Linked DNA regions of Homo sapiens: region 2 is linked to region 1. Evidence: chromatin contacts called from ENCODE Hi-C or POLR2A ChIA-PET data. All regions are on one chromosome and are shown on one strand. The core of a region is the stretch at or near the end of the contact, and the rest is flanking DNA. Distances in the headings are between cores, read along the strand shown. Region 1 holds the start of SELENOO (selenoprotein O). Region 2 holds the start of DENND6B (DENN domain containing 6B).

Region 1 (6,758 bases), core at 4,051-6,550:
CCAAACACAGAGTTCACTACGTGGGCCGGTCAGGAGGTCACCCAACACCAGGATTCCGGGCAGCACATGGAAAGGAGGGAACGCGTGTAACGTGAGCAGCTTGCACGTCCCTGAAAACCGCCCGTCCCAGGTGACATCAGGTGCCTTGTGAGCCTCCAACACCGCCCAGTTCCAGCAACCTCACAGCCCAGCAGGTTGTCGGCACAGCCTCTGGTAAAAATGGGCCTGAACACACGCAGCAGCCCGTCTTCCTGCCCAGAACGAGGGTTCCGCAGCAGAAGCCAGGACTGTGTGACTGCACAGTGGGGACAAAGGGCCTGGGGCAGCCCTGCCCCATGGGACACAACAGCCTTTGCACCAGGATGGGTGCCCCGGTACGGGCCAGCTGAGGAATGAGCTCCTCTGTGCCTGCCGGGGCCCCCACACCCACAGTGGGAGGAGGCAGGGCAGAGAAGCCAGCTGCCCGCCCCGCAAAACCCGCCCGAGGCTCCGACAGCGCTGGCCTCAGGCCACTCAGCCACTTCTGACCCCCAGGTCTCGCATTCCCTTCCCCACAGGTCTTCGGGTCCCCGGCCTCGGCCTCATGTCCTGCAGAACTGCCGAGGCCAGGGAATCGGACAGGCATGGGGAAGGGGATGTGAGATCTGAGGGCCAGATGACTGCCCCCTTTTTCTTCAATTATTTTCACTGTGGTAAAATACACATAAAATAAATTTACCATCTTAAGCCACTTTTTTTGTTTTTTAAAGACAGGGTCTCACTCTGTCACTTGGCCTGGAGTGCAGTGGCACAAACCTGGCTCACTGCAGCACCACCCTCTCGCCTCAGCCTGCCAAGCAGATGGGACTACAGGCAATGCCGCCAAGCTCTGCTAATTCTTGTCTTACTTTTTGTAAAGACGGGGTTTATGTTGCCCACGCTAGTCTTGAACTCCTGGGCTCAAGCGATCCTCTCACCTTGGCCTCCCAAAAGTGCTAGGATTACAGGCATGAGCCACTGCGCCCGGCCCATCTTAGCCATTTATAAGTGTACAGATCAGTGCTATTAAATACGTTCATAATGTTGCACAACCATCACCCCCATCCATGTCCAGAAATCTGTCTTGTGAAACTGAAACTTTGTCCCCATCGAACACTGGCTCCCGATTCCTCTACTCCCTCCAGCCCCTGGGACCCAGAAACTGAAACTTTGTCCCCATCGAACACTGGCTCCCGATTCCTCTACTCCCTCCAGCCCCTGGGACCCACCATTCTACTTTGTCTCTATGAATGTGGCTCTCTAGGTACCTCATGTAAGTGGGATCACCCAGGATTTGTCTCTCTGTGACCAGCTTATTTCACTGCACCACGTCCTCCAGGTTCATCCGTGTTGTAGCATATCAGCATCTTCTTTCTTAAGGATGAATAATATTCCACTGTATGTACACATCACATTTAATCCATTCACCTGCTGATAGACACTTGTTCTGCCTTTTGGCCATGAATATCGGTATACAAATCTTGAGATCCTGCTCTTGGGGATATACCCAGAAGCAGAACTGCTGAATCATGTGGTGATTTAATTATTTGAGGAACTTCCACACTGTTTTCCACAGCAACTCTATCATTTTACATTCCCACCAACAGTGCAGAAGGGTTCCAATTTCTCCACAGCCGCAACACTTTTTAACTTACGATTTTTTTTTTTTTTTGAGACAGGGTCTCACTCTGTCACCCAGGGACAGTGGCGTGATCTCGGCTCACTGCAACCTCCGCCTCCTGGGTTCAAGTGATTCTCCTGCCTCAGCCTCCCAGGTAGCTGGGATCACAGGCACGCTCCACCATGCCCGGCTAATTTTTGTATTTTTTGTAGAGCTGGGGTTTCACCATGTTGGCCAGGCTGGTCTCAAACTCCTGACCTCAAATGATCCGCCCACCTCAGCCTCCCAAAGTGCTGGGATTACAGGCGTGAGCCACTGTGCCCGACCAACCTTTTATTTTTCCGAGACAGTCTTGCCCTGTCGCCCAGGCTGAAGTGCAGTGGTGTGATCTTGGCTCACTGCAAGCTCCACCTCCCGGGTTCAAGCAATTCTGCCTCAGCCTCCTGAGTAGCTGGGATTACAGGCACCCACCACCACGCCCAGGTCAACCTTTTTTTAAATAACTGCCATCCCAATGGGTATGAGGTGCTGTCCCACTGTAGTTTTGGTTTGCATTTCCCTAATGATTGATGACGTTGAGCGTCTTCTCATGTTATAAACTCTTCACGTGCTTATTGGCCACATCTTTGAAGAAATGTCTATTCAAATACTTGTCCATTTTTGAATTTTTTTTTCCTGTTGCTGAGTTTTGAGAGTTCTCTGTATATTCTGGATCTTAATTACTTATCAGATATATGAATTGCAAATGTTTCCTCCCATTCTGTGGGCTGCATTTTTACTGTTAATACTGTATTTTTATGCCTAATTTTTAAAGTGTTCATGAAGTCTTGTTTGCCTGTTTCTTTAGTTGCCTGTGCCTTTTGTGTCACAGCCAAGAACGCTGCCAAATCCAATGTCATGAGGCATTTTCCCTATTTTCTCTAGGAGTTTTAGCTCTTATGTTTAGGTCTTTGGTCCACTCTTAACTTCGTTCATGGTGTAGTTAAGGACCCAGCTTCATTCTTTTGCATGAGGATCCAGTTTTCCCAGCACCATTTGTTGAAAAGTCTTTCTCCATTGAATGGTCTCAGCACACTTGTTGAAAATTTGCTGACCATATATGTGAAGGTTTATTTCTAGGCTCTTTATTCCATCCCACTGGTCTATGTCTATCCTTATGCCAATGCCATACTGTTTTGCTGACTGCGGCTTTGTAGTAAGTTTTGAAATCAGGAAGCATGAGTCCTCCAACTTTCTTCAAGATTGTTTTGTCCATTCAGGGTCCCTTGAGATTCCATATGAATTGTATTACTTTTTGAGACAGGGTCTCACTCTGTCATCCAGGCTGGAGTGCAATGGGATAATCACAACTCACTGCAGCCTTGAATCCTGGGCTCAAGTGATTCTTCCACCTCAGTCTCCTGAGTAGCTGCAATTAGAAGCACACGCCACCATGCCCAGCTAATAAAAAAAAATATTTTTTTGAAGAGACAGGGTCTTGCTGTTTCCCAGGCTGGTCTCCAACTCCTGGCCTTAAGCAATCCTCCTGCCTTGGCCTCCCAAAGTGCTGGGATTACAGGAGTGAGCCACTGCACCTGACCCCATGTGAATTTTAGAATGGGTTTTTCTATTTTTGCAAAAACTGTCATTGGTATTTTGATAAGGACTATACTGAATCTCTTCAAAGAGTACCGTTGTCTTTCTAATATTAAGTTATCCAACCCACGAACAAGGGATGTTTCCATTTATTTATGTTTTCTTTATTTTCTTCATGTTTTTCAGTTTTCACTGTTCAAGTCTCTTCCTTCTCACAGCCACTTCAGACGTTAGCCTCAATCTTGGAGAACTGGTGAGGCCAGGGACCCCAGGACACGTGTGGGGATGTCAGGCAGGGCCTGAGTAAAGGTCAAAGGACTCCTTAATTTTTAGGAGAAAATATATTCTAGCAGCTCTCAGGTCTGAAAGCAGTGAGTTAATACTCAAGTCTTCAAACATAAAAAGTGTCTTCCAGCGACAGATTACTCTCATAAAAAAAATTGTCTTTTTAACTTTAAAATATCACCAAAAATGAAAACATAAAGTTTAAGATGATCGCCAAAAAGAAAAACAAAAATTAAAAAAAAAAAATGCTCACAGGACAAGCAGGCCCCAGGCTGAGCAGCATTTCCACCACGTTCCAAGGGTCAGAAACGCTCCAGTGGGCGGCCGGTGCTGTCAACTCTAAGCAGGTCGCTGGGGGTGGGGAGGGAGAGCCAGAGCCAGGTTGCCCTCAGACACAGAACAGAACGGATTTGGAGACGGGGGAGTGAGGAAGACCCTCAGTCTGAGGAGCTTGCTTGGGAGATGGAGCCCCGGGGAAGGGATGCTGAGGGACCGAGGGGCATTTCAGGTGCTGGAGGGGGAGGTGATGAGAGCACAGGGAGGGGCCGGATGAGATGCGGGTTTAGCATTTCTCTGAACATAAAATGTACACTTTCCTAGTCATTCACAAAAGCAGTAAAGAATATGGAGTAAGTACATTGTTTAGTAGAAAAGAGCAGAACAGACCCAAGCGCTGTCTATACACAGGAGGCAGGTGGCGCGTGCACGGCTCCCCGGTGGGCCTGGCGGCATCTGGACCCAGATCCTGCCTTATTAGACCACCTGTGTGCCCCCCCACAGAAATCTAAACGATGCCCACCTCACTTCGGGGTTAAAAAGGGCTGCCCGCAGGGAAGTCAGGGCCAGGCCTCCGTGAAGTCAGTCGCAGAGCGAGGCTGCTGGACGAAGCGGCCCGCCCCACGAGCGATCGGAGGAAGGCTGGGGACCTGCGGGGTTAGGGTTAGGGTTAGCCTAACCTCTCATCCCGGCTCCCGCCCCTGGGTTTGGAGCCCCAGCGAACGTCGGTAAACATGAGCGGCGTCCCTGGTGGAGCTGACTCCAAGGTCCTCGGCGGGTTGATAAGCACAGGGCGCGGGCGGCTGCCAGCACCGCGCTCCCGCGGGTGCAGGGGAGGCCCCACTTGGCAGTAGCCGCCGGACGCCCCCAACACCGCGCCGGGCGGAGGGAAGGGGCGCCCCGGCGGGGAGGACCCACCCGCGCCCCTCGCCCGCCCCGGCCCACCTGGAGAAGGGCGTGGGCCCGGCGCCCTTGAGCTGCAGCTCCCAGCGCTCGCCGGTCGCCGTGCACACCTCGCCCAGGTACATGGCGGCGCCGTCGCCCAGCTGCCCGGCGAACTGGCCGAATTGGTGGCCGCAGTAGCAGTGCGCGGCGGGCTCGGCGCCCGGCAGGAGCGCGTTGCCGCTGAAGAACAGCGCGGCCTCGGCCTCGGCCTCGCGCGCGGGCGGCGCGCCCAGGCCCAGCAACGCCAGCGCGGGCTCTGACAGCGCCACGAGGCGCGGCTGCCGCAGCGGGGTGGGCTGCACGCGGGTGAAGCAGGCCCCGGGCACGGGCCGCGGCGCGGACGGGGCGCCCTCGGGACCGGGCGGCGGCGCCTCCACGGGCAGGGCGCGCAGGGCGCGGTTGTCGAAGCGCAGCCCCGCCAGCCAGCGAGGCGCGGGCTCCATGGCGGCGCCCGACAACGTAGAGCGGGGCGCCGGCGACGGGGAACAGCGACCGAGGGGCAAGAGTCGGGCAGCCGCGAGCGAAGCCCCGAGCGCTGCCCTGTATACGGCCATCCGCGGCCCCGCTCCCGCCGGAAGCCAGCCTGCCCCGCCCGGAAGCCCCGCCCCGCGCGTCCCGCAACCCAATCGCCAGTGGGCGAGAGTGGGGCGGGTGGGGGGAGGGGTCGCGGTGTCTGGCCGGGCTCTAATTGGCTGCCTCGTCCGTCTATCCGCATCTCCCGGCCGGAGGGTCGGAGGCGTCCGGGGTGGCTGTCGGCGTCACGGGGCGCGCGCTGATGCGAACGGGGTGACAGATGGGAACGCCTCCGAGACCGCCAGCGACGACCCCGCTCGGGCAGCCCCGGATTTCCTCGGCTGCACCGGCGCCGGCAGCGGGGACCGAGGCCCGCGTCCGTTCGGGTCGGGCCGGGGCTTAGCCCCGCGCCCCACGGGCGGCCGGGACCCCACCCGGACCCCGCCGCGGTTCTGGGCCGCCGGAGCCTCGCGCCGCCTCTCGGGGACCTTGTCCCCTGGCCTCCGGCCTCTCGGGCCCCTCGCCTGCCGTCTAGGAGGGAAGGGGCCTTGGATCTGTGCCCCGCCCATGGAACAGCGCCCGGGCTCGGAGAGGCCCCGCGAGGCCGCAGGCGCAGACCCTCCCGGAGGGCTGGGCGGGCACCGGGGTCTTCGGCTGGCTTGAGGGACCCGACCCCTGGGGGAGGAATTTGGGGTCTGTGTGTCCGAATGAACGCGGGGGTTCAGATGAGTCTGTGGTGCCCCCGCTTTCCATCTCCTCCGGCCCCGGCCCCAGAGGACTGTCTGAGAGGCCGGTGGCCGCGGATCCTGGACGCGCCTCCCTCCTGCCTGTGGTTTCCCTTTATTCCGGCAGCGGCGCGAGCCCACCCTTCACATACAGGAGCTACATCCAGAAGCTTCTCCTGGGGCCACAGCGTGGGCTTCCGAGACTCTGCGTGACCCCAGCTCTGCCCCTTTGGGGCTGCGGGTGAAGCCCTCAGGACCCTCCGCGTGCGTTGGGCAGGTAACTGGATGAGGGATAATGTGGTGAGGTCCCCGTGCCCAACCCTCCTCTGCAGCCCACAGCAACCGTTCCCTCTTCAGCAGCCCCCTCCCCCCGGCCGCTCTGGGCGCCCGTTCCCAGCATCCTCCTTGGCAGGTGTTACCCCTCCCCATTCCCCAGGCCCTGGGCCCTCCTGATCTGTCTCCTCGACCCCCTGGGGCCCCAGTCTGGCTCAGTCTGGTCCACACTCTGGAATCTGGTGGGACTGGGTATGGAGGGTCTTGAGTGTCAGCAGGCCACCTGCGTCCCACCTGGTGGGTGAGAAGGGTCCCACAGGTCAGCATGGAGGGACCCGACTCTGTCTCTTCTGCTGGAAACCAGGCAGGTTCCTTCCCCCAGGGCCCCGGCAGGGCCACGAGTACCCGCTGCACTGGAGCACGGGGGAAGAGGCAGGGATCCTTCATTACCTGAACCCCATGTTCACACGTCACAAAACAGGAGTTTCCAAAATTAGAATTTATTTCAGTTTCTAAGGAATGAATCC
Region 2 (6,809 bases), core at 3,846-6,345, 130 kb before region 1:
ATATTTGATCTTCAAAAGATGCCATTAAGAAACATAAAAGATACCTGGGTGTGGTGGCATGCACCTGTAATCCCAGCACTTTGGGAGGCTGAGGTAGGAAGATTGCTTGAGCCCAGGAGTTCAAGACCAGCCTGGGCAACATGGCAAAACCCTGTCTCTCCAAAATAAATAAAATAAAATAAAATAGGGCCGGATGCAATGGCTCACGCCTGTAATCCCAGCACTTTGAGAGGCCAAGGCGGGTGGATCACAAGGTCAGGAGTTCAAGACCAGCCTGGCCAATATGGTGAAACCCCGTCTCTACTAAAAATACAAAATTATCCAGGAATGGTAGCATGCATCTGTAATCCCAGCTACTCGGGAGGCTGAGGCAGGAGAATTGCTTGAACTCGGGAGGCAGAGGTTGCAGTGAGCTGAGATCACATAATTGCATTCCATCCAGTCTAGGTGACATAAGCGAGACTCTGTCTCAAAAAAAGAAGTTAAAAAAAATAGGCAAAAAAGCTGCATAAACATTTTTTTAAAGAAGCTAACACAAATGACTTAGGAGCACATAAGATGCTCAACACCATTAATCATCAGGGAAATGCCAAACTCGCCCACAAGAAAGTACCACTGCAGACCCCCTCGAACGGCTGGAACAATAATACTAAGCGTTGGGGAGGATGTGGAGAACTGGAACCTTTATACATTCCTAGTGGAAATGTAAAACTGTTCGGAAAAGTTTGATAATTTCTCCAACATTTGAATATAAACTTACCATACAGCCCAATACTTTCACTCCTACATATCTATGCCAAAAAAATGGAAACGTGTGTCCACACCGAGACTTGTACACAAATGTCACAGCAGCATGAGTCATAATAAGCAAACACTGGAAATAATCCAAATGTCCTTCAAATGGTAAATGGACACGAAAACATCATATAAAATACTATTCACGAAAGGAATGAACTACTGGTACATGCAACAACATGCATGACCTCAAAAACATAACGTGAGGCACAAGAAACCAGGCAGAATAAACTAGATCGTCCATGCAGTAGTTTCCGGTTGCTGCTGACACAGGTCCCCACACACGTCATGGCTTACAACCACACGCATTTATTACCTTACAGTCCTGGAGCTCACAAATCTGAGATGAGTCTTATGGGACGAAAATCCAGATGTTGGCTTCCTCTGGGAAGCTCCAGGGAAAATCTATGTCCTTGCCTTTTCCAGCTTGTCCTGCATCCCTTGGTTTAGTGTCTTCCTCCATCTTCAAAGCCAGCAACTGACCATCTTCCAGGTTCTTTTTCTCAGATCCCAGCACCACATTGACTTCTCTGACTCTAAGCCTCCTCTCTTTCTTTTTTTCTTTTTTCTTTTCTTTTTTTTTTTTTTTTTTTTTTGAGACGGAGTCTTGCTCTGTTGCCCAAGGCTGGAGTGCAGTGGCGCGATCTCGGCTCACTGCAAGCTCCGCCTCCTGGGCTCACGCCATTCTCCTGTCTCAGCCTCCAGAGTAGCTGGGATAAGGGTGCCTGCCACCACGCCCGGCTTTTTTTTTTTTTTTTTGGTATTTTTAGTAGAGACAGGGTTTCACTGTGTTAGCCAGGATGGTCTCAATCTCTCCTGACCTCATGATCCGCCCGCCTTGGCCTCCCAAAGTGCTGGGACTACAGGCATGAGCCACCGCGCCCGGCTCTCTCTCTGTTTTTTTTTCGTTTCTTTTCTTTTTTTTGAGACAGAGCCTCAGTATGTCGCCCAGGCTGGAGTGCAATGGCGCAACCTCAGCTCACTGCAACCTCTGCCTCCTGGGTTCAAGCGATTCTCGTACCTCAGCCTCCCGAGTAGCTGGGATTACAAGTGCCCGCTACCACGCCTGGCTAATTTCTGTATTTTTAGTAGAGACGGTGTTTCACTGTGTTAGCCAGGATGGTCTCGATCTCCTTATCTCATGATCTGCCCGCCTCGACCTCCCAAAGTGCTGGGATTACAGGCGTGAGCCACCATACCCGGCCAACTACTTTTAATTATGTACAAATTAAGGTGCAAGTTATTCAGAAAGTTTTAGAAAAAGGTCGTTAACTTTGGGGTGGTTATCATGGGAAGCGGCAGTAACTTGTGGGTGTTGCCATGGCAATGGTAAACAGAGATGGCACTGGTGGGCATGTCTCATGGAGCGGTGCTTTTGCCTCTTCCCAGTTTCAGCCAGCTTTTTTTTTTTTTTTTTTTTTTTGAGACAGAGTCTCCCTCTGTCGCCCAGGCTGGAGTGCAGTGGTGCGATCTCAGCTCATTGCAACCTCCGCCTCCTGGGTTCAAGTGATTCTCCTGCCTCAGCCTCCCGAGTAGCTGAGACTACAGGCACCAGCCACCACACCCGGCTAATTTTCTGTACTTTTAGTAGAGATGAGGTTTCACCGTGTTAGCCAGGATGGTCTCGATCTGCTGATCTGCTCGCCTTTTCGGCCTCCCAAAGTGTTAGGATTACAGGCGTGAGCCACCGCGCCCGGCCTTCAGCCAGTCTTTAATCTGGTCTGGAATAAAGTTCTGCCTCCTACCTCAAAATCAGAGTACATCTTACAATGATGGCATGCAATAACCACAGGGGAAAAAAATGCTCAAGACCATTAGTAATCAGGGAAATGCAAATCAAAACCACAAGAATACCCAGGCACGGTGGCACATGCCTGTAGTTACAGCTACTTGGGAGGCCAATGAAGGAGGATCCCTTGAGCCCAGGAGTTCCAGGCTGCAGTGAGCTATGATGACATCACTGAACTTCAGCCTGGGTGATAGGATGAGATCTCTTCTCTATAAAATAAACAAAATTTTAAAAATCACAAGATACCACTACCCACTCATTGGCTGGCTACAATGAAGACGCTTGGCAACACCAAATGTTGGGAAGGATGTGGAGCAAAGGAAACATAAACTGTTGGTAGGAATGTTTCCATTTTCTTTTTTTATCTTTTTTTGAGACAAAGTCTCGCTCTGTCACACAGGCTGGAGTGCAGTGGCTTGATCTCGGCTCACTGCAACCTCCACCTCCCAGGTTCAAGCGATCTCATGCCTTAGCCTCCTGAGTAGCTAGGATCACAGGTGACCGCCACCATGCCTGGCTAATTTTTGTATTTTTTAGTAGAGACAGGTTTTCACCATGTCGGCCAGGTTGGTCTCAAACTCCTGACCTCAGGTGATCCACTAGCCTCAGCCTCCCAAAGTGCTGGGATTACAGGCATGAGCCACCTCGCCTGGCCTGGTAGGAATGTTTTTAAATGTATGGCTGCTTTGGGGAAAGCTAAACATATACCCAGGTTATGCCTCAGCAATTTGGTTTCTATGCACGCCCAAGAGAAATGAAAATGAGCCCAGGCAGCACGAGACCCCATCTCCACAAAAACGAACAAAAAATAAAAATAAAAAAATAATGGGGTATGGCGGCGTGTGCCTGTAGCCTCAGCTACCTAGGAGACTGAGTGGCAGGATAGCTTGAGCCAGGAGATCGAGGCTGCAGTGAGCTGCAATGGGCCACTGCACTCCATCCTGGGAGAGAGTGAGACCTTTCCTCTAAAAATAAAAATAAAAGCTATACAGTCGGGCCTGGCATAGTGGCTCACGCCTGTAATCTCAACACTTTGGGAGGCCGAGGCGGGCAGATCACCTGAGCTCAGGAGTTCGAGACCAGCCTGGCCAAAATGGTGAAACCGTTTCTACCAAAAATACAGAAATTAGCCTGGCGTGGTGGTGCACGCCTGTAATTCCAGCTACTCGGGAGGCTGAGGCAGGAGAATCGCTCGAACCCAGTAGGCAGAGGTTGCAGTGAGCCAAGACCATGCCATTGCACTCCTGCCTGGGCAACAAGAGCAACATTCTGTCTCAAAAAAAACAACAGAAACAAACAAACAAAAAACAATACGGCCATGTGCTACTCAACGGTGAAGCTATGTCCTGAGAAATGTGTCATTAGGCGATTTTGTTATGTGACAAACCTAGATGGGACAGCCTACCCCACACCTAGGCCAGATGATCCGAACAACACGTGGTAATCTTTTATTTTTTTATTTTTGAGATGGAGTCTCACTCTGTCGCCCAGGCTGGAGTGCAATGGCGACATCTCAGCTCACTGCAAGCTTCGCCTCCGGGGTTCAAACGATTCTCCTGCCTCAGCCTCCCCAATAGCTGGGGTTACGGCGCTCGCCAGCCACCACGCCCGGCTAATTTTTGTATTTTCAGTAGAGACAGGGTTTCACCAGGTTGGTCTCGATTTCCTGGATTCGTGATCCGCCACCCCACCTCGGCCTCCCAAAGCGGTGAGATTACAGGCGTGAGCCACCGCGTCTGGCCAACACGTGGTAATCTGAAGGGACCACCACAGTATATGCGGCCCGCCTTCCACGGAAACGTCATGAGGCCCACGACTCAAAGGCGTGCCTCATTAAGTTACCGACAGCCCCAAACTCGCCCTTCCACGCCGGGCCTCAAGGTGCTCTGTGGACCACAGCGGGGCCCGGGGCCCTCGCGAGGGAGGGAAGAGTTCGCTCCAGGTCCCCGCGATTCCCCCGGAAAGTGAAACTGCAGAGGTGTTGCGTGGACACCCGCGGTCAGACACGACCCCAGGCCGCGCGGGCCCCAGAGGAAGCGAGCGCGAGTCCGCGGTGGTGGCTGGGCGCTCAGTGAGGACGCCATTCCGCCACGAAAACGCCCGCGACGCCGCTGGCCCCTGCGCGGTGGGGCGAGGTAGGCTGGCCGGACCTGCGAAGCCCGACGAGCCCGGCGCCGGCTGGCTGCAGCTTGCTCTGCCTCCCTGGCCTGGCCCCGAGGCTCCCGCGAGCCGGGATCCGCGAACACCGGGGCCGAACCGACTCTCTCGGGCCTCAGACGGCGTGGACCCTGGAAGGCCCCAGTTCGGCCGCTTCCCCGGAAGTCCCCCAGTGGGCTCCGGCCGCTCTGGCCCGCGCGCGTCCGGCTCGCTGGTGCCCTGGGCGGCGCCCGGCCGCTGGCGCTTCTCGGGCGCTAGGGGGCGCGCGGCCGCGCGGGAGCCGCACTGGGCCGCGGCGGCCGCTCGACTGTTCTGAGGAGCGGCCCGGACGCGCGCCGCCCCCGCCCGCGTTTCCCCGGCAACCCGCGGCCGCCGCCATGGACGCGCTGTTGGGCACAGGGCCTCGCCGGGCTCGCGGCTGCCTGGGCGCGGCTGGACCCACGTCTTCAGGTCGCGCGGCGCGGACCCCGGCGGCGCCCTGGGCGCGCTTCTCCGCCTGGCTGGAGTGTGTGTGCGTGGTCACCTTCGACCTGGAGCTGGGCCAGGCGCTGGAGGTGAGCGGGCGCGAGCGCGGGCGCGGGCGGGTGGGCAGGGCTGCGCCTCTCGGGGCCAGTCCCGCCTCGCTTGGGGCCCTCGGCCGCCCCGCACTCTCCCTGGCCTTCGGCCGCCGCCTCCTGGAGGGGCCTCTTCTCCGGGCTCCAGAAGCGCTCCCCAGGCCGAGGAGGGAAGGCGAGCTGCTCGGAGTCGGATCTTGTCTTCACATTGGGATGGAGCATTTTGCATAACCTAAGTGGTACTCTTTCGATTTTTCCCAGTAAATGTCTCACATCTCCCCCCTCCATTCCCCACCGGAGCAGTGACACCTTCATCCCCTCAGTGGCTCCCGCCAGAGTCCCGGGCTTACCCTCCGCTCCGCATCCCATCTCTGGGCATAGGCGAGGCTGACGGCTCCTTCTGCAACAAAGGTCTCGGATCCGTTCCTTTGCTGCCATCACTGATGTCATCCCCACCCCAGCTGCACCCCAGAGTTCAACCTTTGTGGCTCTCCTGCTTAAAACCCTGCAGCGCCTCCTTGTTCACCTAGCATCAGATCCAGACCCCATGGGCCCCGTCCCTCCACCTGCGTCTTGTGGTGTTCTTGCTCGTGGGGGTCTGTTCATCGGCTGTGCCCATGGGCTTTCGATGTGGTCTTTCTGCTGCCTGCAGGCCTCCACTCACCTACCCACACAGGCAGCCTCCTTTCCTCCAGGGAGGCCCCGCAGGATGATCTTCTCTGTGTCCTGTGTAACACACACCAGGGAGCTGACCAGCACAGGGGAGGCCCACCTGCAGATGGAGGGAGGCTTCCCCGCGCTGGCGCAAGGAACCTCGTGAGGGGTAGTGAGCTCTCTATTACCGCAGGTGTCCAAGATCAGGCCAAATCATCATCATCAGGAAAGCCAGGCAGCGCGTCTCTGTGGTTGGGAGATGCTTTCTAAGGCCCTGCTGAACTCCAAGAGGCCATGAGAAGCATATAGTCTTCTAAACAGAAAAGCATTAACTCTAGCACTCTCTGGAGCCCCTCCCACCACACACGGTCCCCAGCAGGTGCACAGCCTCAAACAGCATCACTGGGTGGGGGCTGAGTACCAAGAAGTGTGGTGACCTGCCCAGGGTTGAAAACCTTTCTTAGTTCAATACTGTTGCCCAGATTGTTCCCCACAAAATCACAAAAGAAGTTAAGAGGTTCCTGGCCGGACGCGGTGACTCATGCCTGTAATCCCAGCACTTTGAGAGGCCGAGGCAGGCAGATCACAAGGTCAGCAGTTTGAGACCATCCTGGCCAACATGGTGAAACCACATCTCCACTAAAAATACAGAAATTAGCCGGGCGAGGTGGCACACTCCTGTAGTCCTAGCTACTCGGGAGACTGAGGAGGAGAATGGCTTGAACCCGGGAGGGGGAGGTTGCAGTGAGCAGAGATTGCACCATTGCGCTCCAGCTTGGGCGACAAAGTGAGACTCCATCTCAAAAAAAAAAAAAAAAAAAAAGGAGGTTCCTCTGTTCCTTAAGACATTCTCGTGTTAT

What was found. Hi-C counts contacts between places; a loop is a spot of excess contacts on that map. ChIA-PET counts read pairs that join two places held with the same protein, here RNA polymerase II (POLR2A). Pooled maps may share reads with other maps.
Region 2: a loop to region 1 is called in a pooled map of gastrocnemius medialis, with 8 times the contacts of the local background. The contact joins the promoter of DENND6B here to the promoter of SELENOO in region 1. A Hi-C loop is called at or near these places in 1 of 168 maps with a recorded cell type or tissue (OCI-LY7), 7 of 37 single-sample maps with no recorded cell type and 12 of 50 pooled maps. POLR2A ChIA-PET finds 5 or more read pairs at or near these places in 3 of 52 experiments (B cell, SK-N-SH and activated B cell).

Annotation. Positions count from the first base shown.
Region 1 is chr22:50,199,553-50,206,310 of GRCh38, reverse strand. SELENOO (selenoprotein O) reads right to left here and starts at 5,300. Exons shown (of 9, transcript NM_031454.2): 1 at 4,721-5,300. The coding sequence starts at 5,274. TRABD-AS1 (TRABD antisense RNA 1) reads left to right here and starts at 5,528. Exons shown (of 2, transcript NR_186698.1): 1 at 5,528-6,235. It overlaps TRABD (TraB domain containing), which reads right to left. Exons shown (of 10, transcript NM_001320485.2): 10 at 6,716-6,758. SELENOO-AS1 (SELENOO antisense RNA 1) reads left to right here. Exons shown (of 2, transcript XR_938352.3): 2 at 1-730. RefSeq lists enhancers at 1-535, 4,231-4,470 and silencers at 4,831-4,910, 5,041-5,980.
Region 2 is chr22:50,325,298-50,332,106 of GRCh38, reverse strand. DENND6B (DENN domain containing 6B) reads left to right here and starts at 5,095. Exons shown (of 20, transcript NM_001001794.4): 1 at 5,095-5,295. The coding sequence starts at 5,119. It also overlaps a transcript of PPP6R2 not described here. RefSeq lists a silencer at 4,707-5,346.